Regions from separate parts of the Homo sapiens genome. Here region 1 is linked to region 2. Evidence: chromatin loops called from intact Hi-C (ENCODE). Cell type or tissue: dorsolateral prefrontal cortex. All regions are shown on one strand. Links, peaks and the distances in the headings refer to the core of each region. The heading gives the core; the rest is flanking DNA.

Region 1 (5,371 bases), core at 240-5,239, 110 kb before region 2:
TGAATACTCTTTGCCATCTTGTAAAGAGCAGCCTGGTTATAATATTGTATTAGTAACACGCATGATCTCTAGGGAAGGAAAAAGGAAAATTGTACGAATATTTTTAGTATTTGAGGTTTGCAATTAAAATGATCCATGCTTTGTCCTTTTGTTTTCTTCTGTATTTCTTGATTTGGTTTTCTTTTATAGTGATAAAGTAAGAAATCTCACAGCTATTTTGCTTGGCTGCTATTGTTTGTCAAGCAGTTCTATTATGTTACATTGCTTTTTTTTTATTTTTCAGAGTTTTAGTGAATATTTCTATGTAGAGTATTGTGGAGTCATTCAGATGATTTCAATGTTTATATGTCAGCATAAAGTTAATATTTTTAGAGCATCAGTTTTTATTTATTTTCTAGAGTAAGAGAGAAAGAAAACAATGCCTTTGTAAATGTGCTAATACATTGTGTCTGTAGAGTATTCAGCTTTAATGTGTAGTCTTTGAAGTTTTAATCAATGAAAAAATAGTTTAAAAAGTTATAAACTTTACCCAAAGTAGAGATAAAGTAAAAAGTAAAGCAAATCCTTCTCGTGTTCACTTCTCAGTTGTCATTTACCTTTAACAGTTTGATATCTACCCCATTAGATGTTTTTTACGCGTACATAAATATACCGACATCATGAGCATACTCTCACTCCTAGAGAGACACATGCGTGTAGAATCACATACTTAGGTGTCATTTTGGGATTCTGTGATGCTACTCCTCCTGCATTGAACTTGAAGCATGTGTCACTTGCTCCAATTGGCTTGTGAGCTGCCTGGAGAGAGCAGCAGGTCCCAGCCCCAGGAGTCACGTAGGCCGGTGTGGTTTAAACAGGAGGCTGGCGGGCCCGGGTGGAGGTGGCAGGGAGTGCCTGCTTGCTGTTCAGGCAATTCCGTGTTCTGGGCTTGGTCTTCCAATAGCTGTGCCTCACAGTGTGTGTGATGATGTGAGGGGGGTGACCAGAATCCTGCTGGACCATGCCTGGATTGTGTATGCCCCAGCAGGGCTCCTGTCCAAAGGAGGCTGAGTACATTGCAGCATCGTCATCTAGAACAGGAAGGGTATCTCTTCGCAGGCAGTGTCGTGACTGGGCCACACTCTCGCCGTGCCTCCTGCCTGCCTGCCCTCCTCTCCTGTCTGCCCTCCTCTCCTGTCCCCACGTAGGCAGTGCTGTGACTGGGCCACGCTGTCACCGTGCCTCCTGCCCCCCTGTCGTCCTCTCCTGTCCCCATGCGGGCAGAGCCGTGACCGGGCCACACTCTCACTGTGCCTCCTGCCCGCCTGTCCTCCTCTCCTGTCGCCACACAGGCAGTGCTGTGACTGGGCCACACTCACCGTGCCTCCTGCCTGCCTGTCCTCCTCTCCTGTCCCCACGCAGGCAGTCCCATGTCCAGGCCACACTCTCACTGTGCCTCCTGCCCGCCTGTCCTCCTCTCCTGTCCCCATGCAGGCAGAGCCGTGACCGGGCCACACTCTCACTGTGCCTCCTGACTGTCTGTCCTCCTCTTTCACACCCTTGCCCCCTCCGAGTTAAAGCAGGGATTTTTACCATTTGTGTACTGTCCCCAAGCTTGTTATATCTCATTCACTTATTTAACCCTAAAGCTGTTCAGAGAAGCAGGGATCTGATGTTATTATGAACTCAGCTGCTTTCTGTTTCTTAGGGAGTGAAAATTTAGTAAGACTAGAAATTTAAGTAGCCTTGCAGTTAGGTTCTAACCTAACTCGATTTTGTCTTTTTGCTCATTCCTTCATTCATCAGATCCGTACTGCATGCTAGTGTGCACAGGGCCCTGTTCTAGGTGCTGAAGAGCCGCAGCGCACAAGCACTTGCCTTCTTGGAGCGTGCATTCTAGGGAGGGGAGGTGGACATTAAGTAAAATGTAAAAGGTCAAATGCTGAGAAGTCTGCAGAAAAATCAAGCAGAGAAGGGGGCTAGGGGTTCCCAGGGAGGACACAGGAGATTTTAATGTTAAATGGAATGGACCGGAAAGTCCTCAGTGTAAAGACGATTTTGAGCAAAGGCCTGAAGAATCTGAGAGAGCAAGTCTTGGGGATACTGGGGCAAGAACCGCCCAGGCGGCGGATTTCAGAGGCCCGGAAGTGGAGAAACCTGCCTGGTGTGTCTGAGGGCGGTGGCAGAAGTGGGTAGAGGGAGCAAGAGAGCAGGGGCAGGGGAGCTGACAACAGCTGGTGTGCGAAGCACTGCACTGGCGCCTCCTCTACTGAGTATTAGAAGAACTTCGATTTTACTCTAGGGGGGATTGGAAGCCATTGAGGGTTTTCAGCAGACAAGTGACTTGCTCAGACTTAAAGAGGGTCATTTTGTCTGTTGTTTTGAGAGCAGCCTAGGAAGGGGCCAGGGTGGAAGCAGTGAGTCAAGCTGGGGGTGGTTTCAGGAGCTTTGAGTGATAGGGGAGTGCCTTACCCTGGGGTGGTGGTTGTGGACGGGAAGCAGGGCTGCTCTGGGTGTATTTTGAAGTTATTATTGAGTGTGAGACGTGAGAGAAACCAAAGATAAGGATGACTCCAAGGTTTTTTGCCTGATCCCCTGGAAGGATGGCATTGCCTGATCCCCTGGAAGGATGGCATTGCCTGGGGAAGCCCACAGGTGGAGCAGTTTGCGAGATGGTCAAGTGCAGTTTTGACATGTTAATTTTGAGATTTAAAGTAGACACTTGTATATATGCATCTAGAGTTCTGGGGAGACATTTTGGCTGGAGGGATAGGTTTGGGTAACTTCAGTGTTGTTCTTTTCAATCCGTAAGATGCCCATACAATATGGAATTATATTTTGATCATTTTTCTCCCACTCTAGGTGAAAGGCCGTTCAAATGTAGTGAATGTGGAAAGGCTTTTAACCAGAAGGGGGCACTGCAGACCCACATGATCAAGCACACAGGTGAAAAACCCCATGCCTGTGCCTTCTGTCCTGCCGCCTTCTCTCAGAAAGGGAATCTTCAGTCGCACGTGCAGCGAGTCCACTCAGAGGTAAACACGGGTTGGGGGCATAAGCGGTATTTCACAGGGGACAGTAGGTATCTTTTGGGTTAATAAACGGACCTGAGAAATTCTTTTCCATTTAAAAAAATGCAGATTGATTTTGTGCCGAGCAGACCCTGTTTTAAAAAATACATACGTGGGAATTTTTTTGGTTTATTACATGTGGAAGAAATATAAACTACTATCTTTTTTGTCTTCTTGCTGACAGCATGGCTTTGGGGAATAAATATTTGAAAATAATCCTAATACCTTTGTTAGTTATAGTCTGTCATTCTAAATAATGTATTTCATCCCTTTAGCAAACTTGAAACACAGGCAAGTGTAAGAAATTAAAAGATAAGAAATAAAATTGGGAAAAAAAAGTGTTTTTCTTACTGCTAATACTACAGAGCTCATATGGTACATGTCCGTTCCCTCTTGGACAGAGGCCTGCTTTGTTCATTTCCTTCCATGCTGCTTGTCCAGTCTTTCGACTAAAATGATGATTTCCTGTGGTAATTTTCTGTTGTCTACAGAGCATACTGATGTGTAGATCCTGCAAGTATTTCTGTAAAGCAGGTCAACCTTTGCTCTAACTAACCATCGTGACTTATTGATTTATATTCTAATTGTAGAATACAAAGAAATATTTAAACAACACAAATACTTTTATCATGGATCAGTATATCCTATGGAATGATTTTGCAGAATGAAAACTATCATATTCTTGGGAGCAAATGTGTATCTCTTAATTTTTTACTTAGAATAATACCTTAACTAACACTGAAGTGAACTTAGAGTTAATACTCACTATCCAAATTTAATAAAAACAAGTAGAAGCTGTCTTTGATCTTAGATAAACAGAATGTCTAAAATGAAAAAGAGAATCTAAAATGAGAAAAAAACCCTGCACATCTCACGTAGTTTTATGAACAGATTCACAGTTCCATGTTCAATGAGTTAATCTTTTTAGTATCTAAGACCCAGAGACATTAGGAAGGCATGTCAGTGTTAGTGAGGTACTGAGGTTACCTTTAGATTTCGGAAGAATAAATTTGGGCTGTTGTAAGTCATTCTTGTGGTGTTGCCTCTGGGTGAAGATGATTGCATAGGAAGGATCGTCTATTTGTGTAGCACACAGAAATGCCTCACTGGAACCTTAGAGGAGCCTTGTGAGGTACTTGTCAGTACTCCTGAGTTTAGAAAACTCCCCCTATGCTAAAGGGCCCAGAGACTCACCTGTTGCCACTGAGAAGTGCTCTCGGACCTGCACTAGAATGGGTTGTTCCAGAAAGAGCCTCTAAAGATTGGTTCATAAATATTATCCAATTTTGTAAGAATCTAAATTTGGTTCTTAGAGAGGCACCAGAAACAGAATGGAAGTCTTACTCAAGTTCGGAAGGGGCCAATGGGTTTTCAAGCTAGCCTTCATAGTTCTACAGTAACTAACACTGGGTTTTAGTAATAGAGAAAGAATATTTTAGGTATTTTCTCTGTTCACAGCTGTTCTTACTCATTTTACTGGTTTCCATGGTTTCTGGATTTATCATAGCTTTAAAAATTAGTTGTTAGGCCAGGTGTGGTGGCTCACGTCTGTAATCCCAGCACTTTGGGAGGCTGAGGTGGGTGGATCACCTGAGGTCAGGAGTTCGAGACCAGCCTGGCCAACATGGCAAAACCCCATCTCTACTAAAATACAAAAATTAGCTGGGCACGATGGCAGGCGCCTGTAATCCCAGCTACTTGGGAGGCTGAGGCAGGAGAATCACTTGACCTGGGAGGTAGAGGTTGCAGTGAGCCGAGATCACGCTGTTGCACTCCAGCCTGGGCAACAGAGCATCTCAAAAAAAAAAAAGAAAAAAAGAAAATTAGTTGTTGATACAGAATATCAAAATTGATGAAAAGTTCATATATCATTATGACCATCTTTCCTAACCTCTGTGGTTTTGGCCATCTGAAAGCATATTTGGTGTAATATGTATTTATATATAACTGTCTGGCCTTTGCTATTGAACATTGTATTCAACTGTTTAAAAAACTGAGAATATCTTATGCCTGACAGTTTGTTTTTGTTAAATTACAATAATTGAAAAATGTGTTTTCTCACTCTTGAATAATTTCTATTTTATAGAAAAGACTGAAATTTCAATTCATCTTATACCGGCAATATTGTTTAAAGAGTAGGGTCATTGATTCTAGAACTATCTAATTTAAAAGAAAAAAGGTAATGTTGAAGGGTTAGATTATTTCTGTCATTTTGAATGGAATGGTAAATTATGATTTGCCATAATTTAGATGTTTAAATTTAACAATTAATTGTAAAACATCATTTTTTTCCTTTTTATTCTTTAAGGTCAAGAATGGTC
Region 2 (5,371 bases), core at 302-5,301:
ACTGCACTTTTTTTGCATTCAAATTTTTATTCAAAGTTTAGTCTCTCTCCTTGGGTTTCCCCTCTTTTATGAAATGATCAATTTTGGCGAAGAGCCCCCAGAAAGCAAGATAGAAAAGAAATATGCTCTTTACCGTGGCCGATCAGCAACGAACCAACACTGTCCTCATCTAATTCTACGTCTTCCACACTGCCCAGTAACACAAATAACCAGAGCGCAGACGCCAAGAATCCTTCCAAGTAACGCAGCTAACAGACCAAGGTGACAGTTCTGACTTCTTGGGGGGTTTTCCAAGTACATACGTAGCATTATAAACAAGCCTCTATGTTGTGCTTACACAACTCACTCAAGGGATTTTTGTTTTCACAAGTGAAAACGTTTATGAAATGCTAGCCTGCGAAGCCGCTTCAGGAACCATCTAGTGAGATTTCCCTCCCAAGACAGGCAGCTTTCTCACATACCGTGGAGGCCTCCTGCCGGCCTGGGGACTGACAGGTGCAGGGCCCTGCCCCTCGAGGGCCAGCCTCTCCCTCGGGAGCGTGGGTTTTTCCTGTTTGATCCTGGCTTAACTTGAACATCTCTGGCATTGGAGCTGCCCTCTGGAGTAGCCCAGAAGTTGGCACTCACCTCACCTTTTGCTGCATTTCCAAGAGATCAGCCTTTGGACTTCCTGGAAAGTGGTAGAACCACTGTCCTATGAAACAAAGTGCTTCTGTGCTGAAATGGAGTAAGTTCCCTGCAGCCTCTGGCAAGGTAACCTACCGAGGTACAATCTTAACTTTCTTGATGCCCCCTTTTGACATTGAAAATGGTGGGTGTATTGGTTTTACTTTTTATCATTGAAACTACAATTTGTTGAGCACTGACCATGCAGGAAACCCGTTTTTCCCCGTTTTCTCTTTTGTGCTCACAGCACCTCCTGGAGTAGGTGTTCCTATCATCCTCTCTTTATAGCTCAGGAGCCAAAGCTCAGCCAGCCCGAAGGAGCCAGGATTAGAGCCTGCATGGATGCAACAGTCACGCTTCTCTCTATTACGTGTCTTGCAACTTGGAGTCACATGATCTCAGCATCTGATCCACCCTGGGCTCAGGTCAGTATAAGGCTGAACTCACAAGGTGAGGGTTAGACTGACCTCCTCTCTCAGGACAGGAAAAGAACAGAGCCTACTGCAAAAGGCAGATACTCTTGCCTCCACTTTGACATCTCACAACTCCACAGCAACACTACAGGTGGGAAAACATTCACATGTATGTTCGTGGAAACTAATGCACATGGAAACAGGATGCTCCTATGATGTTCTGATGTAGTTTCCGAGTGATGGGGGGACATGCATAGTTTTTTCTACCCAGTTCCTACCGACAGCGCTAGACTTCCAGATTTGAGTGTTTTCCTCTCACTACTGATTTCCAACAGCACCAAAAAGAACAGGAAGGAAAGATGGTAAAATGATGTTAAATGCTATGAAGTCCCTGTCCTCTCCATCTGCCTGCCTCTAGACCCCCTCATTTCTGGGGGAGCTGATTTATTAATCTATTGGAAGTGCTCCAAGTCAACTAATTCAGCCATATGGCCATAGTAGGCCAGTTATGAACTTTTTATGCAGTAAAATTTAATTACAACCATATGATTTGAAATTTGCTTTGATACATAGAAGCTTCCCTTGAACTCTACAGAAATTAAATAATTTTTAAAAGCTTCTTACAAAAAAGTTCAGGGAAAATACTGAACTTATTTCAGGAAACACATGTGTATAGTACACTGGTTATATTTGCACACAGTAAATGTGCAGATCTAAATGCAGCTTTCTGTTCCTCAGGGTGGTCTTGGTAAGCTCTGGCCTTGCAAGCATCTTTGAGTGACTGGTTGTAAGCCTTGCATATATTGCAAGGACAATATTTGCTAAATGGGGCCCCTCACTCATCTGGGCCCTCCCATCAACTCTGAGCCAGCACTCAGCTCTCCCGGTGTGTCTAACAGTCCTTAAGCTGGTAGTGGAGTAATTAGTTTTCCAGATGGGATGAATCCGTGTTTCCCAGGTGAGCACGGTGTCTGCAAAATCATCACAACTAGCAACACCTAGTTCGCCCTTGGACATTCTGACTCAGTGAGGCTGTGGCGGAGCGCAGATAGGGGTCTGGGCGTGCATCCCAGGCGATTCAGAGGCAGGTGACGTGCTGGCCAGGTGGGGCGGGGCCGTCCTGACTGCAGTGCTGGGTTCAGACACTGCTCCCCGGGGAGCCTCATCTCCGCCCTCTTGTGGCCACATCCCAGAACTGCGGCAATGTACAGCATGATGGCCCTGAGACTTGAATATTTGGAGAATTTTTTTCTTAACTCAGAATTTACGTTGAGGAGTGGATCCTGCCTACCACTTCATCTGACATAAAGCTGCTTACTTAGCAGCTCAGTTACTCCCTGCTCACTTCACATATTAAAAGCTTCTCCTAAGACCGGCTATCCTTAAGAGCAGGGGCTGTGCCCTGAATTGCCTGTTGTCCACAGAACCTCCCAGAACCTCCCAGAATCGAGGCTCACGGCAGAGGTTCTGCACTCACCAAGGACGCGGGGGGACCATGTCTGTGCTCATGTGGATCCCCGCTGCTGGGCAGAGCACACCACACATCCAGACTCAACAAAATACATGGAGTCAAAGGTCAGGTGACTGAATCAATGAGTATGTTACACACCAAGAAAGACCCCTCCTCTCTGCACCCCGGGGAGCAGCCCCAGAAGCCTGGTCTCCTCCAGGATGAAAATGCAAACGCAGGTGCCTGGGGGCTCCCAGAGCCTTTGGCTTCACGGTTCCCTCCCGGCCCTGCCTGGAGCTTCATGTGCCTCCCCTTTTGCTTAATGAGAGCCGCTGTCTAAGAGTTAAGGGTTTTCTGGGTGACGTTTAACAATAATAAAGGTGACTGCTTATCTAAGGAATCCGAGCCGCGCACCTGCCAGCCGCGTTTTGTGTTTGTCACTACCTTTTACTTTCACAGCGATTTTGTGAGCTGAGTGGGCGGGTTACCTCCATTTTACAGATGAGAAAACCAAGTCTCAGAGACAGAGCTTATAAACAGCGGGCCTGGCATTCGTCCTGGGTCTGGTTCCAGGTCCTCATGAGCCGACGGGACACTCCCCACTCCCTGGAGGTCTCCTGGGCATTCCCTCCCGTGGCTCCAGGGATCTCCCCCCGACACCCACGTCTGCTTGACTCCTGCTTTAGCTCCCTGAGGGCCCCAACCCCTGGGCATGAGCAAGTTGGACTCCAGCTGGGCCCTGCCCCAGAGTCAAGGTCAGTCGCCTGCTCCAGGGCCCCTGAACCAGCCCAGGCGCAGCCCTTCCTCAAGCACCTCCGGCTTCACATGCATCTCGGAGGAAATCCACGCGTAAATGCGGGTGGGCAATGCCACCTGAGCCCCTGCACGCCTGCTGGGACAGAGCACGTCCAGGGTACAGTGCGGCTGAGCCAGAGGCGGCAGCCACCCTTGTACTCAGCTTAGTTGGGGATTCTGGGAGCCCTTAGTCCCCGCTCAGTGGAGCTGAGCAGAGGGTACCTTACCAGCTTAAAAATTTTGGAAAGCGTGCCCTGGGCATCGACTCCCTTGAATCCCTTGTGAGCCGATTTATAGTCGGACGCTCTGCCTCCGTAGCCAAATCCTGGTCTCTGGCCTTCGGCCCCCTGCAAGAGAAGACCACGGAGCTCAACCTCCACCCGCGGTGCTGGGCACGCTGCTTGAGCCACTGGGAGCTGCCACCAGGGCCCCGGGGAAGGGCCCAGGCCCCGGACTGGACTGGTGAGTGGTTCAGGAGCCACGGGCCAGCACCACGCTGAGGGGGTGGGGGCGGGAGAGGCTGCTCCCCCAGGTCTACCAGGGTGTTGGCCGCAGAGAGAGGAGGGCTCTGGTTTGGGCGGAGGCTCTCTCATGAGATATGCGGCCCAACCACACATATTTTAAGGATCTAAGTCGTTTAGGGAACAGTTGCTTACCTTCACGCTGTGGGGTGTTCAAGAGAAGATTAGCAAACATCAAGCAAATCAAGGTAAGGAGGCTCCTGCCTACACGGGTTTGGAGGACTCGGACCCTGGGGGGCTGTGCGCTGTGTAGGTGCCGGTCCCCGGAGGCCCCGGCCTGCGCCTTTGCTGGGGGCTCCTTTTGCTGATTGATTTGCACAGATTGGATTCTGGTCACATGTGCCCTGTGGTTCTAGGATCTGTCTGGGAGATCAAGAGTCCTCGGCCTTAGTAAAATGTCGAGCCTCGTATCTTTTATAAGGTTTTGAGACAAAATCCTGAGCTCTCTCCCAGGGTGAGCAGGAATCAGTCTCCCTTGGCCATAGCTCGGACTGGGAGCAACAGGAGGCCGGGGCTGCTGAGCCGGACAGAGGGAGGAGGCAGGCCTGGCTGGCACGGGGGGCGGCCGCATCCTGGCAGCAGCGGGACAGCGTCTCAGCTCCCCCACCTCCCAGTCCCCTAGCACCTTTCTAGCTCATCCGGCTGTGTGGCCTTGGGCAAGGGCAGGAACCTCTCTGAGCTTCAGTTTCCTCATCTACGCAATGGGGCTGTGCGAGAACACAAGCCGTTCATGGAGATGCCACTCCTCAGGTGGAGGCTGCCAGCTCTGGGCTTTGGTGCCAGCTGTCATTTATGGAAGAGCAGGCCGCCCTGCCCTGGCCTCATCAGCCCCAGCAGCCCCTCTGGCTTCCTCATGGGCCGTGTGACCGCAGGGGCTTCCTGACACACATGGGTGCGAGTGTCCCAGGACCAGCCTCTACTTGCTACTGTGCTGTCTTCTCGAGTGGGAACTCCACTGCAAACATGGGGAGGAAGGGAAGGAGCTCGCTGTGGGAGTCTGGGCGCGGTGGACGTTAACAATGGGGGGCGAAGTGTCCTCCCACGGTGGGTGCACTGTCTGTGGGAAGGCTGACCACGCTGTTAGCTTTTCAGGGATCTTGGTTGGCCTCCTGAGTCTCTACTCAATGGACAGGGTCCAGACTGCACTTTACATTTTGCCAACAAGAAATGGGAGACTGTCCTTGAGCCCTCTCCTGAAGACTTGAGGGAACCAAACCAGACTGTCCCTCCTCTATCAGCCTGCAGCCTTTCTTCCATTTCATTAAAGTGTTTTAGGACAGGGAGGACCTTGACCAACCTAGCCCATCTCTTATTTAGAGGTGAGGAAGATGACACCAGAGGCCTCAAGGCTTCCAGAGCACCTGGCTGCACCCTCAGCCTCTGCTGGGGGCTTCCCACCATACAAGCTACTTGCACAGTTTTCTTTTCATTCAGCCTGTGCTTGGGAGTGAGCATGGCCACTCAGAACCAGGCAGCTGCTTTCGTGTGAACAGTTGATTCGGGGGCTATCCAGTGAGGTGAGGGAC

What was found. A loop is a pair of places that touch in the nucleus more often than their neighbours do. Peaks named below come from ENCODE experiments on the same cell type or tissue, not always from the same donor. Only the 100,000 strongest peaks of a DNase experiment are listed, where the experiment ranks them.
Region 1: a loop joins it to region 2, with 2.8 times the contacts of the local background. A loop is called at or near these places in 19 of 110 quality-filtered maps.

Annotation. Positions count from the first base shown.
Region 1 is chr18:76,872,651-76,878,021 of GRCh38, forward strand. It overlaps ZNF236 (zinc finger protein 236), which reads left to right. Exons shown (of 31, transcript NM_001306089.2): 6 at 2,842-3,014; 7 at 5,359-5,371. Among named protein-coding and RNA genes, the nearest start is that of ZNF236, 53 kb to the left of the region's middle. In dorsolateral prefrontal cortex, for the core only: CTCF peaks have their summits at 2,909 (motif pointing right) and 3,108; a DNase peak (open chromatin) is centred at 2,931.
Region 2 is chr18:76,981,224-76,986,594 of GRCh38, forward strand. It overlaps MBP (myelin basic protein), which reads right to left. Exons shown (of 9, transcript NM_001025101.2): 8 at 3,552-3,671. It overlaps MBP-AS1 (MBP antisense RNA 1), which reads left to right. Exons shown (of 3, transcript XR_935667.3): 1 at 1-753; 2 at 955-1,091; 3 at 2,504-2,929. Among named protein-coding and RNA genes, the nearest start is that of MBP-AS1, 3.5 kb to the left of the region's middle. RefSeq lists enhancers at 85-144, 1,670-2,519, 2,319-2,408. In dorsolateral prefrontal cortex, for the core only: CTCF peaks have their summits at 2,256 (motif pointing left) and 2,455; a DNase peak (open chromatin) is centred at 2,238; H3K4me3 peaks cover 773 bases; H3K27ac peaks cover 5,000 bases.